Regions from separate parts of the Homo sapiens genome. Here regions 2, 3, 4 and 5 are each linked to region 1. A link is a loop called in an ENCODE intact Hi-C map of the cell type or tissue named here. Cell type or tissue: ascending aorta. All regions are shown on one strand.

The links. Peaks named below come from ENCODE experiments on the same cell type or tissue, not always from the same donor. Only the 100,000 strongest peaks of a DNase experiment are listed, where the experiment ranks them.
Region 2: it touches region 1 in a loop (2.3-fold over the local background); 61 of 110 quality-filtered maps call a loop at or near these places.
Region 3: it touches region 1 in a loop (2.8-fold over the local background); 13 of 110 quality-filtered maps call a loop at or near these places.
Region 4: it touches region 1 in a loop (2.5-fold over the local background); 12 of 110 quality-filtered maps call a loop at or near these places.
Region 5: it touches region 1 in a loop (4-fold over the local background); 35 of 110 quality-filtered maps call a loop at or near these places.

What each region holds. Positions count from the first base shown.
Region 1 is chr2:19,861,741-19,865,740 of GRCh38, forward strand. No RefSeq gene overlaps it. Among named protein-coding and RNA genes, the nearest start is that of LINC00954, 5.1 kb to the right of the region's middle. RefSeq lists enhancers at 477-977, 1,771-2,271. In ascending aorta, a CTCF peak has its summit at 1,821 (motif pointing left); DNase peaks (open chromatin) are centred at 351 and 1,821; H3K4me3 peaks cover 623 bases; H3K27ac peaks cover 2,514 bases.
Region 2 is chr2:18,385,938-18,389,937 of GRCh38, forward strand. LOC105373454 (a long non-coding RNA gene) reads left to right here and starts at 604. Exons shown (of 8, transcript XR_001739302.1): 1 at 604-824; 2 at 1,089-1,354. RefSeq lists a silencer at 1,856-1,985. In ascending aorta, a CTCF peak has its summit at 1,923 (motif pointing right); a DNase peak (open chromatin) is centred at 1,924; H3K27ac peaks cover 617 bases.
Region 3 is chr2:18,898,756-18,902,755 of GRCh38, forward strand. All of the region lies in intron 4 of LOC105373456 (a long non-coding RNA gene), which reads left to right. Among named protein-coding and RNA genes, the nearest start is that of LINC01376, 130 kb to the right of the region's middle. In ascending aorta, no CTCF peak of the experiment used is centred here; a DNase peak (open chromatin) is centred at 2,008; H3K27ac peaks cover 3,791 bases.
Region 4 is chr2:19,685,984-19,689,983 of GRCh38, forward strand. All of the region lies in intron 1 of LOC124905977, which reads right to left. Among named protein-coding and RNA genes, the nearest start is that of LINC00954, 180 kb to the right of the region's middle. In ascending aorta, a CTCF peak has its summit at 2,383; a DNase peak (open chromatin) is centred at 2,188; H3K27ac peaks cover 3,923 bases.
Region 5 is chr2:18,443,961-18,447,960 of GRCh38, forward strand. The region is part of intron 4 of LOC105373454 (a long non-coding RNA gene); the gene reads left to right. Among named protein-coding and RNA genes, the nearest start is that of RDH14, 110 kb to the right of the region's middle. In ascending aorta, no CTCF peak of the experiment used is centred here; DNase peaks (open chromatin) are centred at 1,696 and 2,201; H3K27ac peaks cover 2,857 bases.

The DNA of each region.
Region 1 (4,000 bases):
CCAGTCCTGGGCCCCTGAGTCAGCAGCAGAGACACAGAAAGAAAACATGCTAACTTGTTAACTGAGTGACTTGTAATGGGGACAAACATTCACATTACAAAATAATCTCCATTTGGCAAAAGGGCCTCTTTAGGAATTAACAAACTCCTCTTTGAACATGTAAGTGTCCTAGAAGAGCTAAGTGAGGCTGTTCCCTGGAATCACACTACCCAGGTGTTAGTCACTCACCCCTTAGTGTGAATCAGCTTGATCAGGCTGTTTTCCTGCTGCCTTCTGCTAGAATTCAACTTTCTGAAAAAATAGATCTGTTTGGGAAGTGATGCAGGCTGGGTCATTTTGGAACACAGAGCACAATACGAGTCTTGGAAGCAGTGGGGAGAGAAAGAGGAGTTGTTCAGCCAGAGGGCCAAGTAAGGAGACAAAGGAAAGCTGGGGGTCACAGTGGGAGGCTCAGGAGGGCAGAGTCCAGGGGCGGGAGCAGCCCCCCAGGCGTGGGCACTGGATTTGCTTGCTGGGGCTGCCGCAACAATGCCACACAGACGGAGCAGCTTAAACAGCAGACGTGCACGGCCTCTTGCCTCCTGCCGTGTCCAGTCTCCCCGCTTTCCAAGGACACCTGTCACGTTGGATTAGGGGCCCACCTGACTTCACTATGACTTTGCCTTAACTAACTACATCTTCAACCACTGTATTTCCTTATTTGAAATTCTTTATTTCCTTATTTCATCACATTCTGAGGTACTGGGGTTTAGAACATCAACATGCGAATTTGGGGGTATCATGACTTAGCCTGTGATCAGCACCTTTTCTGGGGTGAAACTGAGGCAGAGGAGACCTCAGCCCCAACCAGCCGAGTAACCCTGAGCAAGCCATTGTCCTGTGTGACCTCAGGTGACTCACCTGTGGCACGGATGGCCCGGGGATGGTGGCTGATGGTCTCTTCCACCTGCCTCCCAGCACATTCAGATGGTCCAGTGAGGACCTCCTGCATCTGCGAGGTGCAAGCCCCCTGGGCAGTGGCTTTTCCACGGCTGTCAGCAACGCTCACGTGACTAGACATCAGAGGCTCTTCCATCCCTGCTCGATAAGGCACGGGGCCTTGTTACCAGCACTCCCAAGCCCCAGGGAGTGAGCTAGGGCACAAAAGTAATAACGGACACCAAGAGGTCTGGAGACTCCTTAAACAGGTGAGCCTCCAAGACTACACAGCCAAGACCTCTACTGTATTAAGTCTGTTTTCACACAGCTATAAAGAACTGCCCGAGACTGGGTAATTTGTAAGTAAAATAGATTTAATTGACTCACAGTTGCCGCATGGCTGGGAGGCCTCAGGAAACTTACAATCATGGTGGAAGGCGAAAGGGAAGCAGGCACACCTCACATGGTCGCAGGTGAGAGGGAGAGAGGGGGGAACTGCCAAACACTTTTAAACCATCAGATCTCGTGAGAACTCACTATCACGAGAACAAACAGCAGGGGGGAACCGCCCCCCTGATCCAATCACTTCCCACCAGGTCCGTCCCCTGACACATAGGGATTACAATTCAACACGAGATTTGGGTGGGGACACAGAGCCAAACCATACCATCCACAGAAAAGCATGCTCTTACACAGTCGGGATACATCCTGCTGTTGTCTGCAAACAGCTTGCGTTTACAGGGAGCAACAGCACCATCTCTGGCTGAGTCAGGCCCATCTGCCTTCAGAACAGAGCCTGGCCAAGGGGCCACCTCCCCGCGCGGGACAGGCCAGCACACAGTAGGCGCTCAAGGAGCCGGGGACAGAGGCGAGGGCGGCCCACTCGTGGAGCGAGGGCGACACCCAGTGGCCATGTGGAAAATGACCTGCTCGAGCCCAAAGGCGGGTGGCAGCAGCGTCTGATCCGCCAGCCTCAGGCCAGGAGGCGGTGGCCGAGTCCGATTTGAGTCCCATGTCCTCTGGACTGCAAGTTGAGACTCCCGGTCCCAGGAGGGACAGCAAGGCCTTCTCCACCTTCACAGGCCATCTGACTACCTGCGCAGCTGTTTAAAGAGCAAACCGCGCATGAGTTAGGCCGCTTGGCCCTCCCATTCAGACCCCTCAGGCCGCCTGTGGACAGCCTGGCTCACCCTCTAAGAGCCTTCCTGCCCGCCCTGGGAACACACACCGCAGGGTCCAGGGACTGGCGTCAGGAGCAGAGCGAACTCAGCGCCACCTGGGCTCCAGGCCAGGCTCTGCTCCAGGACTGGCCCCTCCCCGATTCCCATCCCTGAAGCCAGGGCCACTGGGGTTATAGTGAACCGCTTCTGAGGACACGTGCAGCTAAGGGTGAGCAACTTGTTTTTTGTTTGTTTGTGTTTTGTGTGTGTGTGGTTTTGTTTTGTTTTGTTTTTTGAGATGGAGTCTCACTCTGTCGCCCACACTGGAGTGCAATGGCGCGATCTCGGCTCACTGCAGCCTCTGCCTCCCAGATTCCAGCGATTCTCCTGCCTCAGCCTCCCGAGTAGCTGGGATTACAAGTACCTACCACCACACCAAGCTAATTTTTGTATTTTTAGTAGAGATGGGGTTTCATCATGTTGGCCAGACTGGTCACAAACTCCTGGCCTCAAGTGATCCGCCCGCCTGGGGCCTCCCAAAGTGCTGGGATTACAGGCGTGAGCCACCCCACCCTGGGTAAGCCATTTGTCTTCAAGACCCCAAGCCTTGATATCAGACAGCTGGGTTCAAATCCGATCTCTGCCCCGCCCAGCTCTGCAGCCTCGGGAAATTCTCTATGGGGCCTTTCCTCTCTTGGGTTACCACGGAGATTCGATGATGGCAGGTGCTTAAAGCTCCCCACGTGGTACCTTTCCCGTAACAGGTGCTCAGTGGTCGCGGGCTCTTCTTTAGCTTTGTCTGCATATCAGCACGACAGAAAACAGCTGCACCGTATCTCAGGCAGCCCCAGGTATGTGGAACTAAGTGATCAAAATCAGAGACATCTGCCTCTGCTGTTCTGCAAAGCCTCTGCCCTTCCTCTCACACAGACCTGATCACACCCCCACACCAAAACATACACGTGCAAGCTGCCCAGGGCCCCTTGCTGACTGCCTCAGGGTCAAGTTCACACCGATCCCCCCACCACCAGCACAATTATCCAGCCTGGAACCCCAAGTATCCATCCTAGAAGCTGCTGTCCCCTGTTGCCCTCATCCCCACCCCTCCAGCCGCCTAGAGAAGACTGGGAAAGCCCAGAGAAGAGCAGGGCAGGCCCCTCTACTTGTTCCCTTACTCAGGCAGGTCCAAGGCAGGGCCCTGGAGCCCAGGGACAGAGGACAGGGAGGGTCCTAGGCCCACCCAGCTCAGAAGCTCAGTGGAGAGGAAGGAAGGGCTCAAGAAGCTAGAAGGATGCGGTTGTTACTACCTTCGACAGAACCAACAAACCAAGCTCAGAGCCAATTCTTAGGCAGAGTGTGTCAAGTAAATCTTACTTTCAAGCCCTGGGAAGATGTACCCTCATGCTAGCGGTGGGGGTGGGCATTCCTGTTGTACTAGGGGCTGTGACCCCTCCCAAGACCCAGCCTTACAGTATGGCTGCAGAACTACCCCTCCCACTAAGTGTCCTCATCCTCCCTCAGCCACAGCCTGAGATGAGCCTGCAGGGCCTTTCCACTCAGTGACTTTAGATAAGCAGAAACAGAGGCCTGGAGAGTTTAGGGGAATTGCCCAAAACCACAGAGCGAGTAAGTGGTAGAAGCAGGTGAAATTGTTTAACATTATTTTATTTGACCCAGTATATCTAAAATATTATCATCTTGACACAATATGAAAATGTTAGAGGTACTTTACATTCTTTTATTTATACTAACTCTTAAAAATCTGGTATATATTTAACACTTAACAGCCCATCTCAGTTTGGGTGCTAAATTTTCATTGAAAATACTTGATCTGTATTTAGATTTCATAAACTTTGCAGTGGCAGATTCACATACTTTAAATGTGAATTTGTTGTTCCAAACAAAGTGTTCACATGAAGTGT
Region 2 (4,000 bases), 1.5 Mb before region 1:
TTGGAAAAGAAAATGTGATACATATGCACCATGGAATACTATGCAGCCATAAAAAAGAATGAAATAATGTCCATTGCAGCCACATGGATGCAGCTGGAGGCCACTATTGTAAGCGAATGAATGCAGGAACAGTAAACCAAATACCACGTGTTTTCACTTATAACTGGGAGCTAGCCACTGAGTACTCATGGACATAAAGATAGCAGCAATAGAAACTGGAGGGAGTGGGAAGGAGGGGGCAAAGGTCAAAAAATTATTGGGTACTAAGTACCTGGGTGACAGGAATTCATACCTCAAATCTCAGCATCATGCAGTATACCCAGGTAACCTGCAGGTGCACCCCTTTAACCTAAAATAAAATTTAAAAAGAAATAAGAGTAAAGAGTAGAATTAGCCATAGCAACAATAGCAGCAGTAGTGGTAATAAAGTGACAATTGTTCTAAAGAAAGTCTCAGAACAAATAGGGAGATGGGAGGAGGGAAATATCTCAGGCTGAAGCCTTAGGGAATAATGACAGTTTTGTGGACCAGGAAGCATTTTAGTTGAACTTTGATGAATGATTAGAAGTTTGGGAAATTAAGAGGGTTCAAGTAGACGGGGTGGTGGGTGTCAGTGAAGTGGGAAGCAGTGATTGGCTCCTTTGGGCTGGAGTTCTTGGAGTAAGTGCTGATAGTTTTGGGAAGATTTATCTGGAAGTGTAGCCCAGGGTCATACTGCAGAGGCGATGAGTTTCAGAGAAACACAATTCTCCTCTTCTATTTCCTGTAGGATCCCAGGGTACGGCTGCAAAAGGAGTCTGAGAAGATGACTTACTGAAATCAAGGTACTTTCTTAGTCATTGTGATAGTTAATTGTAGGTGTCAGCTTGACTGTATTCAGGGACACCTAGCTAGCTGGTAGAGCTTTATTTCTGAGTGTGTCTCTGAGGATGTTTCTAGGAGAGACTGGCATTTGCATCAATGGACTGAATAAGGGAGAGCCATCCTCACCTAATGTGGGGGCACCATTCACTCCACTGAGGGCTCTGATGGAAAAAAAAAAAAAAAAAAGGTAACGTAATGGTGAATTTGTTCTCTCTCTCTTCCAGAGCTTGGATGCCCTTCTCCTTCTGCCCTTGGATGTCAGAATTCCAGTTCCTCTGGCTTTTGGACTGTAGGACTCACACCAGCATTCCCTGTCCCTACCACCTCCACCACCCACCAGCTTTCAGGCCTTTGGCCTGAGACTGAGAGTTACACCATCGGCTTCCTTGGTTCTGAGGCCTTCATATCCGGACTGAACCATGCAACTGCCTTTCCTGGTTCTCCAGCTTGCAGTCGGCCTGTTGTGACACCTCTCAGCCTTCCTTACAAAGTGAGCCAATTCCCTTAATTAATCATTTCTCCTCTCTCTCTGTCTCTTTCTAGCTTATTGGTTCTATCTCTCTGAAAAACCTTGACTGATTCAGTCATCTTCCTAAAAGAGTTCAGCATTTAATAAAATCCCTCTAACCCACAGGCCTAGTCCTCTCTAGGCTGGTTGCATTAAGGGATAGAAAGTCTGGAGAAGACTTTCCAATCCGGTTTTGGGGGCGAGTCAATTGCATGCGTGAAACTGAAGTTAGCAGGAGAGGGCGCTGTCCCCAAAGCTTCAGGGCCTGCAGATGCTCAGAAAGAGCTGTCAGCCTGGTCCAGGCACAGGAGAGAAGAACCAGTGTCCTGGACGAGGGGACCCGGAAGTCTGGAAAGCAGCCAGTATACCTTGGGAAGGGTGGGCAGGAGGCGCAAAGGCAGTCCAGCAAGCACAGAGGGACTGTTGAGGAATATTACAGGGTGGGGCAGTTACTGGGGGTAGGAGGTGAGGGAGAATTGTTTGTGACCCACATTGCACAGTCACCTTAGAGTTTTCCAGAAGTGAGTCCTGAGAGGAGGCACATGCAATGACCAGCCATAGCCACTAGGGGGAAGCATTTGCTTGTGAAACCAACGACCTAACCGACCAGTAGCCAACTCAGATTCCTGTCACTATACCCTTGAACTATCCCAAGAAGTGGGGATTGACATTTTCTAATGAATTATAAACTAAGAGACACTACTGCTGACTCTCCCCAGGCTAGGATTCTAGTTTAGCCGCAGGATGACCACAACAGACAAACCTCGCATGCTATTTGCCCATGAGTGGTCGGTCACACCCTGGTGATTTGAGGTGCATCCCGGGCACGGTCTCAGAGGTCAAGGTCTCTGAGCCGTCTTCTTTACTTATTGGCTAAGGGACTGTCTTCCTCCTTTTCATCCCTTGGGGCAGCAACATCCAGTTGCGGTTTGAGAAATCTGAAAGGAGACAGACATAGGCCCAACTACTCTTGGGACAGCTGTTTTTGTTTGTTTGTTTGTTGTTGTTTGTTTGTTTTGGATAGCTGTTTAATGAATCTCAGTGACAAACTTCAACTCTTCGATTTAGTACATATCTTGGCTCTTAGGGAGTAGGGTTCACATTTCAGCTTTGCTGTTTACTAGCTACATGAACTTGGATCCATCTCTTAACTCTCAGGCCTTTGGTGTACTCATTTAAAATGTAATCACAGAGCTGCTGTAAAGGTTAAATTAGAACCATATATGTAAAGCATCAGCACATAAAAAGAGCTCCAATGTGAGTACCCTTTATTCTTTGAATGATTTTCTTAACCAATCAGCCTTCCCTTAACGGGCCCAGCCTGGTGCTGTTGCTTCCAGTTATCGAAAGGATTATTAGGTGCTTGTGCACATTTCAAGTTTCCTTGTGGATGAAGATCCCATAATTTTCATTAGAGTATCACCTCTCAAACTTCAGACATTTTGATACCAACTTTATAATTGTTGCTATGTCTGCTATCCATTTGCACTATTATTTATTAAATATTTTTTTAAATCAACTCTTTTTTAAAAAACTTAATTTTAAAAGGAAACTTTATGTCATTTTTATAACTGGAAAACTAGTGTCACATGCAATAAATAAAAAGGTTAGCATAAAAATAACCATTAAAAGAAACCAAGTGATTAAATAGTGCATTACATAAATAATAGATACACCAATCAATATATTAAAATATTCCTGAGGATCTGCAGCAAGCTGTACCAGCCCTAGGTAATTTTAATAAGTCATTTAATACACAGATACAATGATTAGTGCATTTCAATAATCAAAACAAGCTGCACCAGCCCTAGGTAATTTTAATAAGTCATTTAATACACAGATACAATGATTAGTGCATTTCAATAATCATAACAAGCTGCAAACATATTTGGAGTTGTAAATAAATAAATAAATTCAAATAAAATATATATCTACTGTTCTTTGATAACTGATTTCATCTTTTGTATATGCCCCTCTCTGGTCAATTCTGTTCATTTGCATAATTAAAGCTGCCTCTTCAAATAACTCTCTTTCTGGTCAATAATCCAAATAAACTCTCAGCTTTTGGGTGTTTTCTTTCTTCCTCTGTTTTTCTCCAAGCTGGTAGCTGAGTTTATGGCAGAGGGCTGTGTCTTTGTGATTTTGTGTTGATGGCTATGGGAGCAGGGTATCTGTGAGGTGTGATATCGACCCTCTGCTCTTCCTGATTGTAAAGTAGTTGCTCGGCTGGAGTCTGGGTCCACACTGCTTGGCTCAAGCCTCAAAGGCCTGACCCTGGCCTTTGCTCTGATCCCATACCTTTGCTGGCACACCAGCCCTTTCTTGATATGTCTGTGTTCCTTCTTCAGAACATCCAGTGCTTGATCACTCTGCTCTCCTTTCTCCCTTTTTTGCCCAATAATCGCCACAAAGGGCAGGTTCTCACCTCTTCCTCTTCCAGGCCAATTAGTCTTCCTTATGTAAAACCCTACATTGGTTGGATGCGGTGGCTCACACCTATAATCCCAGCACTTTGGGAGGCCAAGGTGGGCAGATCACTTGAGGATCAGGCGTTTGAGACCAGCGTGGCCAACACAGTGAAACCCTGTCTCTACTAAAAATACAAAACTAACCAGATGTGGTTGCATG
Region 3 (4,000 bases), 960 kb before region 1:
TTCACTGAAAAAATTATACTATTTAAGCACTATTGCATGCATGTCAGACTCTGAATAAGATCTGGGCTATATACAAGTTACAATTTTGTGAGAGGGAAATGAGAGAGAAAGTAATATTAAAATAGGACAGAAAGATACCTAGTTATGGCAAAGAGGAATGGGAGCGAGTAGGGGAGGGGGCAAGGAAAGACATTTCAACAGAGAGAATGACATGTGGAAAGGCCTTAAGGCAGGAGACAGCACAGGAAGTTTGAGAATTGAAAGAAGTCCAATGTAATTGGAGCACAGAAAGCAAAGAGAAGAGATGTGAGAGTGAGCTGAAGAGAAGGGAGCAGTGGGGAAGGCAGGCAGGTTCTATTGAGAGTCTAGATACCCACTGAGATCAGTGTAGCACCACCCAGGGACCCTAGATTCCATCTGAATTTCAGAAAGCAGGGAAAAACACAGAGAGACCAATTAGGACATTGCTGCAATAGGGTCAGAGAGGGGCAGATGGGCTTTTGACTAGTTCTGTAGCAGGGAATACACAGACAGGTGGATGGATTTTATACATACTTTGGTGGAGGGAGGGCAAGGAGTCAGTGATGGATCAGCTGTGACAAGTGAGGGAGATGAGGTGAAAGGATGCTTGCCAGTCCAAGCGACTGGGTTGGTACCATTTCCCAAGACTCTGCAATTCTCATCTTCCTCATCTGTAAAGTCGGAAGAAAATTCTTATCCTTTCTCCCTCACAGGATTATTTGAAGGACCACGTGATATAACAAATATACAAGGGTTTTCTGGACTATAACTGATGATAAATAGATAAATATCTGATCTATAAGGTGACTGTTTGTAATCATTATTACAGCATATTCATCTCCATGGCTTTGTTATCAGTCTCCATGTGCTGTGAAACACCAGTGCTAGCTCAGTGATGTCTCTTGGGTGCCTTACAGCTTCCCGATTTCACAGTTACAGGGAGTTTACAGAGCATATAAAATGGCAAGGGTGAAAAGTTGTGGCTTCTCATTTCTCTAGCATGAACTTGGCTTTTAAGTCTTGAAATCTACTGTGATTGCCATGAGAAACCCTGAACCAGCCCAGTTTCATTGCTGACATGCTTGGGGAATTGGGAGTAGACAATGGAAACTGTTTCTCTTGCATTGTTTTACCGAGTTGCCAAAGAATGGCTGCGCCTCACCGATCTCAGCCTGGTAATTATCCAAATGGCTCTGGGTCACAAAAACCACAGGAAAGAGCCTACTGGCTTGCTGCTGCTCCAGGGCTCCAGGGCTCCAAAGATATGGCCTTTTATATCCCTTTGCAGCCTCAGAGACTGTGACCATGATTGAATGAGTCCAGCCCAAGTTATAAGGAAAATGTTTTAAGACCAATATCAGGAGACCTAGGCTCAGCCCCAGCCCTGCCACTTATCAGTTATATCACCTTAGGGAATTCACCTTGAGAAGTACCAGTTTCCTTGAGCATTATTTGAAGACAGAGTTAATTGATCCATTTAAGAGTTGTGAGAAGAAGATAAGATAACTAATACACTTTGTAAATTGTAAGATGAGAAAATTCAATAGTTGGATAAATGAGATGAGTGATATCAGCAATAGTTCCATGGAGAAGAAAGACATAGATAGATTGATTGATGATAGATATGTGTGTATACACTCATGGATATGTTTCTCACTTGGGTGAGGGGATAATATTTGTTTGGAAAGTTATATTAAACTAGAAAATCAGTGACTCATTTGTCTATCAGTATAAGTTTTAAAACTATACTCTCCATCTGTGAAAGTACAATTAACATAACCTGACAGTATCTTAGAATGCTCCAGAACTGGAGGTGACTTATCTTGGAGATTGCCAATCCTGTGCACTTTTTAGGAGGGGTCACTGAGGGCAGCCACCTTCTGGATGAAACCTGACTTGTTCCTGGTAATCCAGCCAGGCAGTGGTGGTTTGGAGCTGAAGCCCAGAGACCTCTGAGTCTTCATTCTGAACTCTTTTTACTCAACCACATGCTCTCTCAGGAGTCTTTCTATTTCCTGCCAAATGGCACAACCCTCCTTGGGAAGGAGAGTGAGGGTCAGGGGCCCAGACTGCTGGTGGTGATGTTGGGGGCAGTAGGCTGAAGGCAGGAGGGAGTATTTCACATTTATTGCATTTACTGCTCAGGCCAGGCAACATTAGACATTCAATTCATGTAATTGGAATTATTTTTTTTTCCTTTAAAAATAATGACCTCAGTGTTTAGGGTCATCACTTTGTGCTATTCATAGTTACTCAGTTTTATTTTGCTTCAATTGTGAAATCAAGCAAACCAGCTCTATCACTTTTCAACAGAACAAGAAAGCCAGTGAGTATTAGAAGGAGATCTGTGGATTATTCCATTTGATAGGAGAAAGTCCTTTCTGGGATACCAGCTAGTCACCCCAATTCTGTTTTCTCTTTTATGGATGAAAACAGATGTCAGGGAAAAAAAGATGAACATAGTGGCATTCTCTGTCAAAACATCTTGAATAATTTTTCAAACATTTTGGGTTTGTTAAAATTCAGACTGCATAGTGCCAAGCAGTTTTGCTTAATTTCTAAACCCCTGAGTATTTAAAGGGAAATTTAATCGGTGTTTTTCTGAATCATTTCATTTAATTCATCAGTGTGCTGTTTCATAAGAGCCATTTGATGCCAAAAAGGTTCGTCTGTGCCAATTTAGGAATTTTACTCTGGAAGGCTTCAAGGTCTAAGAGCAGAAACACAGCAGGGACCTGGGTGTTCTAGACTCTCACAAATCGAGAAGTAGAAAAGGCTGCATATCTTATGGTTCTAACTCCCTGAATTCTCTAGATGGGAAAGGTCTTGCTCAAGTTAATTCCAACAACCAGCAAGAAAAGTGGACTCTCAATTCCTAAATCTGCCAAGACATTGCTCTCTTTGTGTTCAGAACAAATTAAAGGCCTGTGGTGGAGAAAAGTGAACTTACACATTTAGCAGCGACTTGCTTGTTAGTATGAATGTGTTTTTTTAATAAATATAATACATAGCAACTAATATTTCTAAAATATTCTGCTGTAATTAATCAGCATTAACTGTGCAGCATTGCTGTGGAAAAGCTTTTGCTTCCTCAGAGGTAGAGCCCAAGTTTCACAGGAGAGAGCAGGATCCTAAATATGAAAATTTACTGATGCTATCTCTCCCCTCCTGCTCACCTCCCATGAACTCAGTGGAAACCCCCACAGTCAGCTTGTTTCTGTGCCTTAAAGGCCACAGTTCAATAGTTGAACACACACACACACACACACACACACACACACACACACACACACACAATTTGTAATGCTACCCGTGTATTATAAGGACATTTAGAACTGAATATTGGGAATAGGCTAATTCCCAATAAGAAGAATCATATCAAGCAAATAGTAGTGTGGCAACATAGATGTTCAGGCTATTGATGCAAAGACTCGCTTAGTACCTATTCTTTCCCAGACTTTATGCCTAGTGGTTTACATATATTCAGTCATTTATTCTTCATTATGATTCTGTGACTCTGACAGCTTTGAGTTGATTGTACAGCGAAGATATTGGGATTTAGTGAGGTTAAGTAACTCATCCAAGGTCACCCAGCTAATAAGTGGCAGAACTGGATTTGAGCAGGAACATGTAAAAAAGTGCCTGTTATTTCCATTTGCCATCCTGCTTGCTGCAAGAGCTTTGGTACTTGATTATAAGTAAATAAAAGTAATGCAGTCACCTGAATAATGTTCAAACTTGATTAAAGGGAGCTTAGGTATAGTTTTCAGATGAAGAACTTGTAGGTTCCTTTAATATACAGATAGAATATGTCCTTCATTTTTAGGTAGAATTTCTACCATAACACAAGTTTGAATCATGAAATTCCAGAATACTAGATGATTAAGGGTCTCACAGGACATAATAAGAGGCCTGATTAGGACTGAATTCTGGTGAATTCGCTTCTCCTTGCAAACACCTGCTCATGGACTATACTCAC
Region 4 (4,000 bases), 180 kb before region 1:
CTGAAGGCTCAGTGTGTCCTTCTGATCTGCAGGGTGTGGGATGCTGCAGCCAGAACTTGGGAGAAAGGGCAGATCCTATTAATCCAGGCTCTTTCCCATCAAAGAGAGTCCTGGATTTCCTTCTAGTGCACAATGGTCCCCACATGCTGCTCTCTTCCTTAGACCATAACTTCTCCTGGCTCCAACAATATTGCTGCACTGTGCGCTCTATAAAGTGAGGGCCTGAGAAGGGCACAACCCAGGGCCCTGCTGCTGGGAGGACAGATCCCCATGCTGCAGGTTGCGGTGACGGCCAGACATGAAGGGAGCTGGGAGGGGAGGGAGGGAGGTAGGCATGGGGTAGGAGGCTGAAGGCAGCATAGAATACTGAACACAAAGTAGTACAACCTTGAAACTGTGCCTTACTGCAGCTCTATCACAAAAGGTCTCTTCTCCAGTGGGGACAACAAGGAGGGAAAGAGAGACCTAGGACAAAGCTAAGAAGTAAAGTAAGTATACGCAGCTGCTGCACTCCAGGCTGAATGCAAAGTCTCAGGAGGAAGCTCAGGGGCAAGAGGATGACCAGCACTCAGGGCACCTGCACACATCTCAGCTCAGTAGTTTCAGCTGGTCTCTGACGGTTCCACTCCCCACCCATGCTGGACAGCTCTCCATGAGGAAATGGGTCCTTATGGTAAGCTGAAACTGGCCACATCATAAAGTCTACCTATTGGTCCTAGTTCTGTCCACTAGACAGCCACGCACAGAAGGTCACAAGAGGGCCTTTTGGGTACTGATGACACTTTTTTCTGCCACCCCAAGTTTCTCCATGCTATCCACCCCTGAAATCTTTCACCTGGTCCTTGTCTGGCATGGTTTCAGGGGAATTCACAATCCTACTGGCCATATCTGGAGATTCCTACACAGTCAGAGCCCCTGTCACTAATCCTCATCCTCTGCCAGGCACGAGGCTTGCTGTCAACCTCTACTCCTCCCATCAAAATAGGCAAAGTGCTTGGTCCACTGAATTTGGTTGGCAGGGGGTGCATTTTCATGAATTTTTTCCTGAAAATAAAATTAATACTTAGGGCTCATTAAATAAATGCACACTTACTCTCAAACACACCACCATTGCAAAATGCTAGAAGAGATCTAAAAAGCTAGCTTCCCTGCCTGTTCCTAGAGAAGGCACAGCAGGAGAGGAAAAATAAATAACGTTCAAACAAATGTGTATAAAAGCTAAACAAATGTTTTCAGCTGTTTCATTCTCACTTACACCCAAGCAGTGTTGCTGATGGATGAGGGTTGCAGGAACTCCCCTGGCTGGGGCCAATCTTCTTTCAAACAGCCACTGCTGCCAAAGCTATCTCCTTATAGCGAAAAAGACCCTCTGTCCCCACCCATAGATGACATTACCTAGGTACCACCAAAGGCAGGCAGGGGGCACAAGCCTTACATCCAGGAAAGATAGACCACAGCAAGGACTATTCCTCTGGGTTTATGTCCCCTGTGGTATGTGGCTGAGAAGGAAGGAGCCATAGCTGTGCTCTGGTGGCCCAGGCCACAGGACAAACAATATGGCAAAAGGAAGGGCAGGAGCTGGGGATGGGCCTGAATATTAATCACTTTCCTGAAGCAGATCCTAGATGAAGTTGGTGGCTGCCAGATTGCCAGTGTGCAGGACCAGGTAGGATGAACATGTACCTGGGGACAGTAATTCCAACCAAAACAATGGACATAACATTTACTCCACCGGGGCAGCTATATCAACAGCTCTGCTCCTCTACACACCTGAAAGGGGCCACAGTTGCAAGAACACAAGAGCAGCTGGTGGAGCCAGAACTACCATTCCAATGCCCTTCACTGGGTAGAGGTGACCACCTGATCCATTCATGGGAGTCCACAATGCAGTTTGCTAAAACAATGCTTTCTCTGAAAAGGCAGAGGCAAGAAGTAAGAAACTGGAGCTACAAGCTGACCTGAGAATGGCCTGATTCCCAGGCCCATGTCTGGGAATTTTCTCTTTCCAAATATGAAGGAAATAAAAATAGGTAGGCAGGAAGGCCAAACTATGTTTGCAAAAACCCAAGTCTGGTTTTGAAATGCCTGCTCTCACCATTTCAAGGCTAAGAATAATGGAAGAAGTTGGGAATTCTGGCATGGTCCCAGGGTATGAGTGCACTTGGATCCAAGAACACATGGATGTTCGTGCCCACACCAAACCCTCTGGAGCTAGTCAAAAGTGTCAGGCGCCTTTAGAGAAATGAACGAGGAGCTGATTAAGAAACGCGGCTGCTGACAAGCAGGAATTGCCCTATAAAACATTTCAAGGTGTCAGCGATGGAAATGCACTCCACAGCCACTCAGTAGAGAGGGCAGAGCTCCCCCACGCTGTGGAGTGCCAGCAGTAGCCCAGGCCCAGGCAGGCGGCTTCCATCCAGCTGGGCCTCAGGATAGGACCACTAGGCAGGTCAACCAACGGCGAGCAAACACGAATGGCATTCAGCTTATCGCTCAACTAAACTACCTTAAACATCTGTGCTTTCCTCTGAAACCTTGTTATGGACTGAATTGTGTTCCTTGAAATTTATATGTAGAAATTCTAACCCCCAGGACCTCAGAATGGGACTGTAGTCGAAGACAGAGGTAATTAAGCTAAAATGAGATTATTAGGGAAGCCTTAATCCAGTATGACCAGTATCCTTGTAAGAAGAGAAGACTGGGACACAGAAACATAAGAAAGACCATGTGAGGACACAGGGAGAAGACAGTCATCCATGAGCCAAAAAGAGAGGCCTCCAAAGAAATCAACCCTGCCAACACCTTCATCTTAGAATTCTAGACTCTGGAATTGTAAAACAATTGATTTCTGCTGTTTAGGCCACCCATTCTGTGTACTTGATAATGGCAGATCTACTGGACTATTACACTCCTGCTCTGCTTGCCCTGTGTTTAATAAAAACAGACTGATGCTCCCATTTGTAATAAGTAGTAGCAGGGGAGCATAAGCACCATCTTCACATACCTGAAGCACAACCTCACAGAAGAGGGAGCCAACAGGCTCCCTGGAATACAAGATACTGAGTGACTGCCAGGCATTAGGATGAGCTCTCTACTCTCATCATTTCCTGCAATCCCTACAACAACTCCAAAAAGTAGCCACAATTATCCCTATTTTGAAGAAGGGAAAAAAGGGACTTAGAGGTGGTAGGTCTCTTGACAAGCGTGTATGTCTAAATAAATGGCAGAAGTGAGATTAAAATCCAGGTTTGTCCGACTCCAAGCTGTGTCTCTCCGTTGAACTAGAACCAATGGTATCAGTCCAGGGACGCAGCTCTTCTCTCTAATGGTCAAGCTGTCTAACAACAAAAATGGACACTATGCATGCAGAGAGTTCCATAGCTAGAGGCATTCAGGCAGGGTCTGGAAGATGGAATTTGGTGGGTTATAGTTTGCAATCACCCATCTGCTCCAACTCAACACGGTTAGGACACATTATTTACCTTCCACCCATCCCCCCCAACACACACACCCCTGGGAGGCAATGATCTGAATTGCTGAGGGGGTCCATTTAATTTGAAAGTGCCCTCCCAAGTGATTCTAGTCCCTAATACTTGGGGGTGTCCCTGTTGAGAACCCTTGTGAAAGGGGGTTGGGTTGGGCTGATTCCAAAGATCCCTCTAGCCCTGAAGTCTACAGCTCTTGAACATTTATGGAGCCTCAACAGTACACACAGCACTCCGGCACAGTGCCTCCAGATCATTCCCCAGAGCCAAGGGCAGGGGATCCATGCTGGATATGCAATGAGCTCGACCTCTTTTTGCACAAACACAGTGGTCTGGCTGGAGAGAGAAGCAGAGTGTGCCCAGGAATGGCCTTGGCAGGTCAAGACCAAGGCCCCGCAGGACTGGACTAGAAGTATGCTGTGTTTATTCTCACTTGGCTGGCAAGTCATCGCCACCCCCCCAGTCTGTCCCAGCTGAGGCAGAACAAGCAGTTTTGCCATCGTGACCCCGCCAAT
Region 5 (4,000 bases), 1.4 Mb before region 1:
TGCTACTAAAAGAAAAGTTTGTTACTTATGGTTTTCAAGAGAAGGAAGCAGGCCACACCATATAGGGCCGCGGTTCCCACACCAGGTTTGGTCAGGAAGCAAAGGCAGGACTGTCAGGGAAAGCTTGGCTCGGTGCTTTTATTGTGTTTTCTGTGGGAATGGCGAGCAGAGCAGGGAAACAGCTTAGGACTGGCTCTTGAATAATGTCGGCAGGCTCTGGGCTATAGGATGGTTGGTTCCTGGGTCGATTTAGGGCAGGGAAAATATTGGTTTGGTATGGGAAAGCTAGATAAAGAAGGAGGTTAAGGGCCTGGCCTCTAAGGACTGGTTGGTTTGCATGGGAGAGGTGTGTTGGCAGGCCAGTTGCTTATTGTCTCTGGGGATTAGCTATCCCTGGGAGGGGCAGTCTCTCCCTGTCCAGTTAGGCCCCCCAGAATGTCAAAGCAGCATAAATATGTTTAGAAATTTGGATTAATATAGGATAGAGGAAAAAGGAGAAAGGGGGGGAATAGTTGTTGGGGTAAGGCCCCTGAGAAAGTGGAAATGAGGGGATTCTGAGGATAAGTGAGGTTGTGTCACCATGGTTTGGAGGGGCAGTACTTTCTCTAAGGTTGAAGGGAAGGTGCGAGACGGCAGAAAGACTTCTTCTCTTCTGCTATGTGGAGAGAAAAGGACCTCATCCTCAGATGGCCTCAATCTTAGCAAAGAAGGCAATCTAAAATACTTCTGGGAAATGATCAAGACAGAGTTTGGTAAAGGATTTGGAAAGAATGGAGACACTTTTAAATAGCTGTTGGGGAAAATTCAGTGAGTAATTTTCTAGGTGTGAGTAAAAAACAGCTATTAGGGTCCAGCTGAGGTTATATTCAGACACAAAGACAGGAATAAATTTGACTCAGGGTTAAGCTTGTATAGTTGCTAATGATGGACATAGTCCTTTAGAGTTTGCAGCCTTGTCCTTAAACTTCAAGTCCTTGGACAAACAAGTCTCTGCACCAAGAATTGCCAAGATGATACAACAATTGATGTTGGCTGCCATTCAGATCCCCATTGTGCTTGGCTCTTGACTTACGTGGGAAGCATCCTGGGATGCTCCTTCCTCCTCTTTTGTTAGCTAGAAGACCTATCCATCTACCCGCCAAACCCTCATCCTTACATATTCACATTAGGAGATGGTTAACAACAGCTCCCCTCCCAATCCCTGCCATGACATGAGAAAGGGGTAAAAGAAAAATTCTATCATCATTTTCCCCAATATGTGATATCCTGAAAATTTTCACAGATCTGCTTAAGTCCTTGTCTTTAATGAAATTAGGAACAACCTCTGCAACGAGCCCTCAGATGAGACTCAAACTGACAGGAAATGAATTTGCTAATGAATTCATTAATTATTCCATTATTTATTTTAATAGAGCCTTACCATGTGTACTGCACTATAGAGGATGACCTAATTAGCATTGCTTTCTTCATGCTTGGTTTAGTAACTGATGTCTCCAAATACTTGAGTGAGGGCAGATGAAGAAGAGAAACATGAAACAGCCCCCAGATGTCAACTGATTCCACATGACAAAGGCTGGCTGTGTGAGGCAATAAATGTGTTCTGCCGACATCGGGCTGAGCAGTGCCAATATGGACATCTTCAGAAAAATAATGAGCCAACGTGGCCATTTCTCTGGGCCTTGTCTTCTCTCCTTCCAACTGAGCTGCATTTTTTACTCCCGATTTGGAAGCTATTTACAGTACATCTCAACGAGCCAGCCCGTGGTGCTGGCTCCACTTTCTTTTGGAAATATTAGAATTTGTCCCCTGAGGGAGTCAGAACAATTGTTTGTTAGCTTAAAATAAATCATACATTTGATCATGATTGTGCAAGACTCTCTTCTTCTCCCTGAAGTCTCCATCTCAGGGCTAGTGGAAAGGGAGATGTCCACTGGGAGGCTAAAAGCAGCACCATTGTCTATGGGGACGTACTGTCTCTTATCTGGAGATAAAAGAGCCAAGAAAAGAAGCAAAATAACACTACAGGGATTGCCTGAAGTGTAACTGATGGCTTTTACCAAGAAATGAAATCAAAGGGGGAAATAACTAACCATCAGTGGGAGGGGCTGGGGGAGTAACACCCAAGCCAACTTTTCCCATAGCTCTCTCCAGTGGATCCTGTGAAGTAACTAAGGGCAGGCAAAGCAGGCAGGAGTTGTGCAAAACCCACAGACACCCCAAACAGAGATTTCAACAGTTCCAGCCCAGCTCAGTGACTGTTGCATTGTGTCCCTTTGTCTGGCCATCAGCCTGGACCTTTTCTCTGATCATATGAAAAACATTTCTTGTCTGAATCACACAAATGGTTCCTATTTCTTCACCAGTCACACATTCTCTCTGGACAATCTCATTCATCTTTGAAGCCCAATACCACATGCAGGAGGATGAAACCTCATTTGTACACTGTAGACTCAACCTCCTTTCTGGGCACTAATTATTTCTGTAAAGCCATGCCTGATTATCTCAAAGATACCTTAAACACAATGGATTCCAAACCAGCTCTATCATTTCACCCAAAGCCTGTATCTCCTCCTTCCTGACATCTTGGTCAATGGTCACCATATGCGCAGCCTTTCAAACTCAAAATATGTCCATGTTACTACATAATTATTGATCTAAAGCTTTGATCATAGCAGGCCTCTTTGAAAAAGGACAAAATACACATCTCAGCCTGGAATGATCAGCTTCCTGAAGTCTCAGAGCTGTGCAGATTGTCTTTATTATCTTATTTGCGCTCTCTGAGGCATTCAATGCCTTTGACAACTACCCCCTTCTTGGAACGTCTTCCTTAATTCTTGTAACCTTCTATTTCTTTATCTATTCTCTTTGCAAGTTTCTTGCTTTGGCTCTTTCTCCTCATTCTCTTTAGTAATATTATTCCCCAATAAAGATGTTATCTAATCTCCCTTGTCACTCTACATTAGCATGCCTAAGAAACATGCTGGGAGCTTCTTATTTAGTTGCTGTCCATGTTGCTGCAAAGGACATGATTTCATTTCTTTTTATGGCTGCATGTTATTCCATAATGTATATGTACCACATTTTCTTCATCCACTCCACTGTTGATGATTAACACCTAGGTTAATTCTGTGTCTTTGCTACTGTGAGTAGTGTTGTGATAAACATACACATGCATGTGTTTTTTTTTTTGGTAGAACTATTTATATTCCTTTGGATATATACTCAGTAATGGAATTGCTGGGTCAAGTGGTAGTTCTGTTTTAAGTTCTTTGAGAAATCTCCACTACTGGATTTCAAGTTATACTACAAGGCTACAGTAAGCAAAATGGCATGACACTGGTACAAAAACAGACATATAGACCAATAGAACAAGTTAGAGAACCCAGATATAAAGTTGCACACCTACAGCCATCTGATCTGTGACAAAGTCAATAATAACAAGCAAGAGAAAAGAACTCTCTATTCAATAAATGGTGTTGGGATAACTGGTTGGCCACAGACAGAAGAATGAAACTAGACCCCTACCTTTCACCATACACAAAAATCCACTCAAGATAGATTAAAGACTTAGATGTAAGACCTAAAACTCTAAAAATCCTAAAAGACCTAGGACATACCATTCCAGATATAGGCCTTGGCACAGATTTCATGAGGAAGTCTCCAAACGCAATTGCAACAAAAACAAAATAGACAAGTGGGACCAAATCAAATGAAGAGCTTCTGCAGAGCAAAAGAAACTATCAACAGAGTAAACAGACAACCTATAGGATAAGAGAAAATATTTGCAAGCTATGCACCCGACAAGAGTCTAATATCCGGAATCTATCAGGAACTTAAACAAATCAACAAGCAAAAAATCAAACAGCCCCATTAAAAAATGGGCAAAGGACATGGACAATTCTAAAAAGAAGACATATGCATGACTATCAATACGAAAAAATGCTTAACATTACTAATCATTAGAGAAATGCAAATCAAAACCACAGTGAGATACTATCTC